Regions from separate parts of the Homo sapiens genome. Here region 2 is linked to region 1. Evidence: chromatin contacts called from ENCODE Hi-C or POLR2A ChIA-PET data. All regions are on one chromosome and are shown on one strand. Each heading gives the region's core, a stretch centred on a gene start or an enhancer-like site at or near the end of the contact. The rest is flanking DNA. Distances are from core to core; before and after follow the strand shown. Region 1 overlaps LHFPL6 (LHFPL tetraspan subfamily member 6). Region 2 overlaps LHFPL6 (LHFPL tetraspan subfamily member 6).

Region 1 (5,174 bases), core at 1,663-4,162:
TAGACACCTCATGAATGTCACCTTTGTTACAATTCTTAACCAAATATCTCCCCTATCTGTAGCAAGCTGGAGGTAGTGATCTCGGTGGAGTTTCTGCTTGATTCTGTAACCAGCATTGTAGCTTTGACAATGAACATCCTCTGGGGAATTTTTTTTTGTCCATGATGTTATGTAGTTGGGAGTTTGGAATCTCATGGCTAATTTTAGGTCCTTTTCCATATGCTGCTTCCCCAGGTTCAGTCACGGATATGCAATATCATTCATTTGCCTTATCACAGGTGAAATAAGCAACCACAGCACAATGCAAAAGAAAAAAAGTGATAATGTAAAAGACATTTTGTACAAAGTGTCAAGAAGGAAAAGGTTTTATGAAACACGTAGTTTTATTCTGAGGTTCATCCAATGGTTATTTTATCCAATCCAAGTTTTTAGGACTTACGAGTTGTGCAGTTCCAGGGTGACACTATTCATTTAGAATATAAAGAGGCTGGTGCCCTTTGAATTTGTGCAGTGTGATGACACTGATCTTGTTTACCTGCACTGGAAACTCTCCGGTAACAGAACGTCTCCTCATACCCAGTGGAATTAAGTTCAAGCCCTTAAGTAGAGGCAGATATGGTGCTCCAGTTTGCCCCCGCTCATACCTCCAGGCACCTCTCTTCCTACTCCCCTCCGCACTCTGTTTCAGTTCATGGAATGGGATCTGGGCATCTTGGATGTCCCCATGTCTTTACATATGCTACTCTTTTCTTTTTTTTTTTAATACTTTTTTTTTTTTTTGAAACAAGGTCTCACTTTGTCGCCCAGGCTGGCTTGTCCCTGGGCTCAAGGGATCCTCTTTTTTAAGCCTCCTGAGTAGCTGGAATTACAGGTGTGCACCACTGCACCCAGCTAGTTACTCTCTTCTTTAGTATTCCTTTTCCCACTTTATGTTCACTCAAAGAACCCTACACATTCATCCAATATTCAGCAGTTATTTACTGAGTACCTACTATGCACAATGCATTGAACTAAGCACACAGTGCCCATTTGTAGTTTTGGATTGGATAAATTAATCATTGGATGAACTTCAGAATAAAATTTTCTCTTTCATAAAACCTTTTTCTTCTTGACACTTCGTGCAAAACTTCTTTTACATTATCACTTTTTTCTTTCGCATTGTGTTGTTGTTGATTACTTTATCCGTGTGTTTCCTCCTTTTGGATTATAAATGCAAGTCCAAAACCTTTTTATTTGCTTCCCAACAAACAGCTCAGTAAATTGGAAACAGCAAAAGTGCAAGTAGAATAGACTTTGAAGCATCTCCTCCTACTAGTGGGCAAGTTAATTAATTTTTCTAAATCCCAGATTCCCCATTTGTGTGTTGGAGGTAAGAATATCCAACAAAATCAGCCCAACAAAGTTTATTCTTTGCTCTTACTGTGTCTGTAGACTTTAAATGAGAACATATTTGTATATTTGCAGTACAGTGTCTTACACACTAAGTATGAACCTACTAAGGTGTTCATCCATTAGTAGCCTTCTTTATATCCCCTGCCTAGGACTTTGAACATAGTAGGAACTCATGAATATCTATTAAATAAATGCACTCAAGATCTCTGTCATTAAATATATTTAGATAGAAATAAGGGAATTGGGCCAGGTGTGATGGCTCATGCCTGTAATCCCAGCACTTTGGGAGGCCAAGGTGGGTGGATCACCTGAGATCAGGAGTTCGAGACCAGCCTGGCCACCATGGAGAAACCCTGTCTCTATTAAAAATACAAAAATTAGCCAGGCATGGTGGCGGGTGCCTGTAATCCCAGCTACTCAGAAGACTGAAGCAGGAGAATCACTTGAACCTGGGAGGTGGAGGTTACAGTGAGCCAAGATCATGCCACTGCACTCCAGCCTGGGCAACAGAGTGGGACTCTGCCTCAAGAAGAAGGAAAAAAAAAAGAAATAAGGGAATTGGCATGAATTTTGTACATTATTTTTTGGCAGTGGTATCTCTGCACAGTGGGTCCTGGGAAAGAGTAAACTTGCCCTCCAGCTGTCTTAAACAGAAGCTGACTTGCACTGCCTTAACCATCTTTCTGTCTTTTGACAAGATAGAGTAATTCTTCGAAAATCAAGCCATATACATTTTTTTCCTTCGAAAGTGTCTAAGCAACAAAATAAATAAATGTATTATTCATTCTGGGTTGTGTTAATTTTTCCTGCCAGAGGGGAAAAATGAATTTACAGGGAATTCCTGGAAGAATATCTTGGGACCTAAAAATAAAAATCATGGTTTTATTTTAAGCTTGTCAACAGGGGTGACAAGTGTAAGAATTGTAGCCCAGATGTGCGGGAAGCAACTCATAAATTCTATTTTCCACTATGTTTTATCTTGCCTGCCACTTTCCCTAAAATGGAAATCATTTTTAGTATCATAGAGCGAGATGGGAAACGTGGAAGTTTATTTGTAAAAGTGGCACTATGGTGAGCAAGCATTCACAGGGACACTGGCCTATTTTAGCAGCTGGCCTCTGGGAGAGAGGGATGCCCTACAGCTTGGCACTGGAGCTCTTTGGGATGCTGCTGAGCTTGTCATTGCTGTTCCTCTTTGGGGTCTCCAGGCTGCTTTTAAATTCTCTAGGAGGTGACCATGGGACCTTATTAGATGAGCTTTAATTTCTCTTTCTAAGTTGGCTTGTGCAAATACAGATATCTAGTTTTTTTTCAGTCAGAGGGGAGAGGAAGGATAGAGTTGAGGAGTGGACAGTAAGCATCCCCATTCAGAGGCAGATGCAGCCTGGTTTGGGGAGACGGTAGAGGACTAGAACATATTAGTGTGTATGGAGCTGGCCTGGGCGCTGAGATCCAGAGTGAGGAATGTGCCAGAGATTCCATCTGTTTGAGCTGGCATGAATCATAGTGTGAATCAGTAGATCTCTTTTCTTAGCAAAAACCAGCAAAAGCCCTTCTTGTGAGGGTCATATGAAGCGGAAGGAGATGAGATTCTATATTGATTTAGTACTAGTTCATGAGCTACCAAATCTAAAAACTAGGAGTCAGGTCAGATAAAATAGCATATTTCTAGCTTAAAGTTTTATGATCATGAATCTTATAGAAACATAGTTAACTTAGAAATTAAAGATTTAAGATTAAGTTAGAAATAGAAGTTGCTAGAAGTTCTCAAATGTATACTTCTGACAACTTGGTTAAATCCCTGGCATATGCAGAAAAGTTTCTGTGATTAAAAAATAACAGAAGTATGAGAGTTTTTCCTTGTCCAGCCAATTTTGTAGTCTATTTGAGAAGGTTAAAAACAACTGTAAAAGCTAAGTAACAAGGAAACAAAAAAATGATGAGTATATAACCAGAAGGAGCCCAGGTACTATAAAAGCTAAGTAACGAGGAAACAAAAAAATGATGAGTATATAACCAGAAGGAACACTCAGTTTGATTCCCATATCAGGAAGTTCTTGGGTTCAGTGCAAGACTTGAAACCTGACATGGTTTCATTAGATTGTAGAAAACGCTTTTTTTTTTTTTTTCTGGACAACAGATGGAACCATGTTGTCGGTTGTTCAAAGATGGACAGGAGACAGAAATCTATCAACCTGAAGTCAGCTCCAACTGCAGCTGTCTGTTCTCCTGAGGACTGTGCTAGTGGTCCACAGAGGTCACCTTGCTTATCACATGATATTTTCTTGATGTTAGTTGAAGCACATCACCTTAGGTGACACATGAGGGCCAAAGGCCTCTTTCTCAGGGATGTATGTGAAAGTGTGGTGGGTTGGGGACCAGCTAAGGAAAAAAAGACATGAAGGAGAATGCAAGCATCTTACAGTCATCATTCAGTAAGAAATCTTTATGACTGGACAAAGGAAAACATAAACGCCCTTTAACCTAGAATGCAAATTTCTAGTGATTTTTACTTTTTTAGTGTATCAGAAGTCACTGAGCAAGGTAAGTACCAGCACTTACAGAGACGGAGTCATAAAGGCTGCTCTCTAAAAGTAGAGGATGTGCAAAACCTGTAGTACCATTTAACAGATTTTTGACCTTGTTAATTATGTCATTTTGAAACTGGAATAAATATGTAATTCGAAGGTTGATTTTTCTGAACAAAAGTAAGTCAAGTCAAAGTTTTCTCAGAGTCTACTGTTTGATTCTTGAGGGTATTCAGAATTCAAGATTGATGTGCATTTCAACATTTCAGTTTCTGCCTAAGTGAAGCGTCACTTAAAGCCTTCGAAATTACAGATGTAAAATGAGGTTGCACGTGATGTCAGTAGCTATAATTCCTACTCTGGAGGTAGCTCGATGTGTCTGAAGGCTGAGTGAGCTGCGGCAGGATGAATGAATCTTTGACTTCAGGAGATGCTGTTCTAGTCTGTAACCTTGTCGTGTGGAATCAGCCCATCTGATGCTGAACACTAACTTGAAATGGCTGGCCGAATGCAGAGTAACACATCAGAGCACTAGACCGGTGGAAAGAACCTAGATTGCAAGTCCAGTGAATTATCTGCATCTTCATTTTGTTAGGTGTAGATTTACTTTTGTTATTGGTTGCAATTGCAATATTTTAAAATCATGATTATGCGTTAACTCCATCTATTTCTAAAACATTGGTATTTGTGTCATTTTTAGTGTAGCTTGATTTTTGTTTTCTTCTTTCTGGTACAAAAACGAGTTTCTCCCTCCAACCCCTGCCATGTATATCTGTATCATGTATATCTGTATCTACATTCCTGTCTACTATCAATGCCTACTATTTACAAGGTAGTTCAGTTCGTTTCAGATCAACTAGAATTTATTGAGTACCCTGTATGCTAATCCCTGTACCAGGGGCTTGGGATATAACAGTGAATAAGTTCCTGGGGCTTACATCAGTCAATATAGGGTTACTGTCTATTGAACAAGATTATTTTTGGGTTTCTATCTATTTGGGGATATGATAATGCATGTATTTATTCCTAACCATCACACAATAATATTATGAAACAATGTTAGTAGGAGGAAGGTGAGAGCCTTCATTTTAACTGGGAGGACTTGGTTCTGTCTAAGATGTTGCTTTTGTTATGGGTTAGTGCCTATTAGATAACATTCTGTTTCTGTGACTGATTATTTCTTTTTGACCTTCTGAGTTTTAGTTTGTCCACTGAGTTTTAGGTAAAAAAGAAAAAAAAAAGGAAAAATTATCT
Region 2 (4,909 bases), core at 335-2,834, 38 kb before region 1:
GGCTATCAGAAAAAATACTGATTGCTTTCTGTGTCACTTTATTCTTTTGAAATTTGAGATTTTATAAGAAATTTTGAAAATGTATATTATTCTCTTGTCTTGAAAATGTTTTTAAGTGGGAATATAAGAAACAAGGATGTGTTCCTGCTTAATTCTGTGCCTGAACTTTGGAGTCTTCTGATCTGTGTTTGGGACAGAGAATGCTCTAGCTATGCTAAAACCTTTTCAATAATTGTAACGTTGTTTGATGTTAGCAAAAAACAAAAACAAAAATGAAAAAAAAAAAAAAACCCTGGCTAACATTTATTCAGTGCTTAACTATGTGAAAGGCACCATGCTAAATGCTTTTAACATTATTTTCTCACTATTCTGGGAGGCATGTGTGATTATAAACCTGGTTTTAAGGCTGAAGAGATCAAGACACAGAGAAATTAAGTATTATTATTTGTCCAGGATTAACAGCCAGATAGTGGTAGAAATGGGGTTTAACCTAGGTTTTAGAGGAGTTCCGCCAAGTAGAGGTCACTTTCAATTTTCCTACAATGCCCTTTAAAGCAAATTTTTTTTTTTTTTTTTTTTTTTTTTTTTAGACAGGGTCTTGCTCTGTTGCCCAGGTTGGAATGCAGTAGTGCAATCTCAGCTCACTGCAGCCTGGACTTCCTGGGCTCAGGTGATCCTCTCACCTCAGCCTCCTGAGTACCTGGGACTACAGGTACACGCCACCATGCCCAGCTAATTTTTTGTAGAGACCGCGTCTCCCTGTGTTGCCTAGGCTCGTCTCAAACTCCTAGGCTCTAGTGATCCACCTGTCTCAGCCTCCCAGAGTGTTAGGATTACAGGTGAGAGCCACAGCGCCCAGCTGAACTCATCATTTATTACTTCGTCAATCTCAGTAACCTTTTGTAAGTGATGCCACAACGGACAATGTATACTGAGTCATTCAGACATGGTTTCTGCTTTCTAAGGATTTATTAATATTTCAAAATGATGCTTGATGCCTAGCAAGTAGAAAAATCCAGTTGCCTTATTAGAACTTAACAAAAATGAATGAGTTAGAAAATTAGCAGTCATGTATTCCTCTGTTCTGTACAGCTAAATACAATTTCCAACTTCTTAATGAGGGGCTGAGAGTTCTGTATGAAGACTTCTACCTCCTTTTTCTGTTTTTGTTCCAACAGGATAAAATCATGTGTTTGACATGTTGAACTTGAGAGGCACATACTTGCCATAATAAGTATACATGGTTTTTCAAGTTCCTAAAAGTCCTTTCTTCATTTGTTTGAGTCTATGTTTCAGATAGATCCTAGGGCATAATAATTTAAAAATCCAATTAAACCATAAAACAAAATGTCCTTACTGTTTTTCTGTTGATTTGGTCTCTTTTTATTTGGCAGCAAAGTTTCTTCCTGTTGTTATTTCTCATGTGACTCCCGTGAACTGGTGGGTCCTGGAATCCCCACGTACAGTGGGTTGGAACCCATTCTGCCTGGGAGCCCCAGTGTAGGTGGCTGAGGCAGTGAGTCAACAGCACTGGAATTTGCTTGCTTCAGAGTGATAATTCTCATGCAAATAGTTCTCAGTTTTTCAAAAGAAGGGCTTGTCAGCCTCATACTTTCAAAGTGACTCTGCCAGGAATTTACAGTTTTACGAGATTATACATAGAATGTTCTGTTATAATAATCAAATGTTCATTCAGAAATAACCCAATTAATGCAGACTGTACAACAGATCGCCACCATTTGCACCAAAATTCCATTCAAACTACAATTCCCTTCTCCACTGTTTCTTTGGTTCTTTCCTCCTCATTCAGCAGCTTGTTTTCTGCTGTCTGATAGTTATGCCAACATTCCATCTTATTTTAACAACTACACAAATATAAAAACCACAGCACCAAAATTGAAGTTGGAGCTTCATTTTGTACTATTTAAGAACTGTATTGTCGTATGTAATTTGCAGTAAACTTGAACACAAAATGAAATTTAAAAAACCTTTCTTTTTGCCTGTAATGTTTAGAAATGATGTTCTCTTTGAACTGTACTGGATTTTTTTTTTTAAGGGTACACTATCATTCTATGATGAAATATACTGTAATTCAACTAATTCAACTGCTTTTTCTCTGTTTTATCTTTCTTGGCTTATTGTCCTCCTGGATATAAGATGATATAGATGGCAAGCTTATTTCAGGACAGTTTGTTTTTTATTCTAAGCAAATGGTAGTTTTTAAACAACAATGGTCATTTTGATCTTTGGAGATCGGTCTTCCATTCTTAGAGCATTGGAATGTAGAAGAGATGTTTATGCCTTGGGATTGCCACTCATCCAGAGCCACTCCTCTGTGAGAATACAATCTTTGATTTGTTGCCCTTTATATTTACTTTACTTCTTATTGAACGATGTCCACTATACAATAGCAAGATATAATAAGGTATAGAGACAGAGTTTACAGAACCTTGCCCCATTAGCATTTTCAAATTTTGTCACATCAGAGTTAGTATACTGCTCCAATTTTCAGAAGAACATAGCTCATTGGCAGAAGGTGGAAGTAGTGTTCTTAACCCTTTTACATAAAAGGCTACTTAAATAAGCAAACTTAATTCTTCCATCAGCTTTTCTATTTTCTTAAGTGCAAACTGACTTTATTTACCCATGGTTAGATACTTTTGACTTACATATTTCCCAAAGGCAACCAAAATGGTATAATAGCGTAGTGCAATTTTATGGGAGTCTCTTTGGCACCATAGTAATTCTTTTTGATCTACAGTTCACCTCTGGGTATGGTGGCTACGGGTGGTGCATCACAAGCAGAGTCAAAGGCCATTTTTAATGCTCTTGGGTTTTGTACTGCATGGGCCATTTTTTGAAGTTTAGAAATATGAAGATGCACATATTTGTTGCTCTGGCCCAGTATTGATATCATAGGCCAGATGGGTTTGAGATAGAGAGCACATACATATTTAATGTTCATTTTTATTCTTTATTGCCTCTAGTGGAAGGACTCCAAAGAGGTCATCTCATTTAATCTTGGCAATAGATTTTACCATTTTTTAAATCAAATACTCCCCATTAAGCACTCTATATTTATAATTGTGTGTTAGGTGCTATATTCAGAGTGTACTAAACAGACTTTATTCCTGGCCTTGACAATTTGTCTGCGGATTTGGCCAAATCTGTGCTGTATTTCTTTTGAACAAAAATAAAATGCTCCAGAGGAAAACAGCTCCCAATCTCCTGGATTTAATGACTCTCGATGGTGGGAAGCCTTCCAGTGCAATGATAATAGCAGTCCATGTTTACTGAGTGTTCACCATGGGCTCAACGTGATACGGGGAGACTTACACCATTTTTATCACCTTTGGGGGATATACAACAAGTGTCTATTCTCTCACATAACCGCCCTAGGGGATAGTGTCTATTAGCCTCATTTTCAGGGGAAAAAGCCGAGGCTCTGAGAAGAAAAGGAACGTGCCATACCTCATTCTTAATTTTGTTTTCAGTCCCCTGAGTTAGCTGGTACACTTTATGACCTGAAAGCATGAATAGAATCTGTTACCCTGGCAGGAATAATAAAACACAGAGACATGACAATGGATTAATAAAGATCTGATGAGGAGCAAAAACCTCCCAATCACCCTAAGAAATGCTGCTCCCAGGGAAGTAGAAATTATGTTCTGAGTCCCATATTTCCACTTTGCCTGCCTGTTTTATTCTTATTAGCCAAGAAGGCGTTAAAATATGCAATGATTCTGCTCTTGAGAATGCCTCTATACTGCTGACTTGTGAGCTTTTACCCTCTAAGAATATTTTTGCTCCCTTGCCTCATTATCTAACACCTATTTGATCTGTATAAGTCACTTATCAACCCACCAGACTCATGTATTCTAGTCACTTAGGAATATGCTTGCTTTTTTCCTGTGCACAAGATGTATCTCTCTATTTTGTTTCTGTCATCTGCAGATTTAGTGACTTGGGGCAGCATGGACTGTCACAGAGGGGTTTTCTTGTTTGATCCATTCTTCTACTTTTCTGCTTTTATATGATCTATATAATTTAAAGTTATTGGAATTCCAGCTCCCTTTTATTTTTAGTTTAATCCTGATTTTTATTTTTAATTTAATTAGCTCTAATTTTTTTAAAAAGACATTTTTAACATTGTTGCTTTGCTGGATAATTCAGAGATGCTGTGTGTGTGTGTGTGTGTGTGTGTGTGTGTGTGTGTGTGTGTGTGTGTTTCTAGTATTGCCCCATGACCTTTATGACTCATTTAATGAGGAATTTAAACAAATTACTATTACTCCTACTGCATTCATTATCAACTAGCAGGCATCAGCTTTCTGCATAAAATATTTTTTTTCTTTGAATACCCTCTATTTCCCCTCTGTGAGGAATTTATTCTCCCCTTGGTGCATGGGGACAGATTATGTTCATAATAGCCATTAATGATAATAGGAAGAGTGTGTAAATCTTTGAAGCATTGAAAACTGAATGGCGCTCTGGTGGGTCTTTTTCTGTGTCTTACCTTACTAGATTTTGTTTTGCAGCAGGTGCTATTGGTTGGGTAAAGTGCCGTTCCTCATGTTTTTCTCTTTATTCTATACACGTAGTGTGTGTGTGTATATATATATATGTGTGTGTGTGTGTGTATATATGTGTGTATATATGTGTATATGTGTGTATATATGTGTATATATATGTGTGTATATATGTGTATATATGTATATGTGTATATATGTATATATGTGTATATATGTATGTGTATATGTATGTGTATATATGTATATGTGTATATATGTGTATATGTGTATATATGTATATATGTATATATGTATATGTGTATATATGTATATGTGTATATGTGTATATATGTATATATGTGTATATATGTATATATGTATATATGTATATGTGTATA

What was found. A loop is a pair of places that touch in the nucleus more often than their neighbours do. ChIA-PET counts read pairs that join two places held with the same protein, here RNA polymerase II (POLR2A). Pooled maps may share reads with other maps.
Region 2: a loop to region 1 is called in a map of PC-3, with 4 times the contacts of the local background. The contact joins two enhancer-like sites. A Hi-C loop is called at or near these places in 17 of 168 maps with a recorded cell type or tissue (IMR-90, PC-3, PC-9 and 7 more) and 5 of 50 pooled maps. POLR2A ChIA-PET finds 5 or more read pairs at or near these places in 4 of 52 experiments (AG04450, BJ, Panc1 and 1 more).

What each region holds. Positions count from the first base shown.
Region 1 is chr13:39,525,854-39,531,027 of GRCh38, reverse strand. All of the region lies in intron 2 of LHFPL6 (LHFPL tetraspan subfamily member 6), which reads left to right. Among named protein-coding and RNA genes, the nearest start is that of LHFPL6, 75 kb to the left of the region's middle. Within about 2 kb of position 2,912, at least 7 of the 41 ENCODE cell types and tissues checked have a DNase peak (open chromatin) inside an H3K27ac peak, as active enhancers do; they include PC-3, PC-9 and Panc1, where a contact is called at or near this core.
Region 2 is chr13:39,562,411-39,567,319 of GRCh38, reverse strand. All of the region lies in intron 2 of LHFPL6 (LHFPL tetraspan subfamily member 6), which reads left to right. Among named protein-coding and RNA genes, the nearest start is that of LHFPL6, 38 kb to the left of the region's middle. RefSeq lists enhancers at 1,084-2,283, 2,836-3,336, 3,337-3,837. Within about 2 kb of position 1,584, at least 10 of the 41 ENCODE cell types and tissues checked have a DNase peak (open chromatin) inside an H3K27ac peak, as active enhancers do; they include PC-3, PC-9 and Panc1, where a contact is called at or near this core.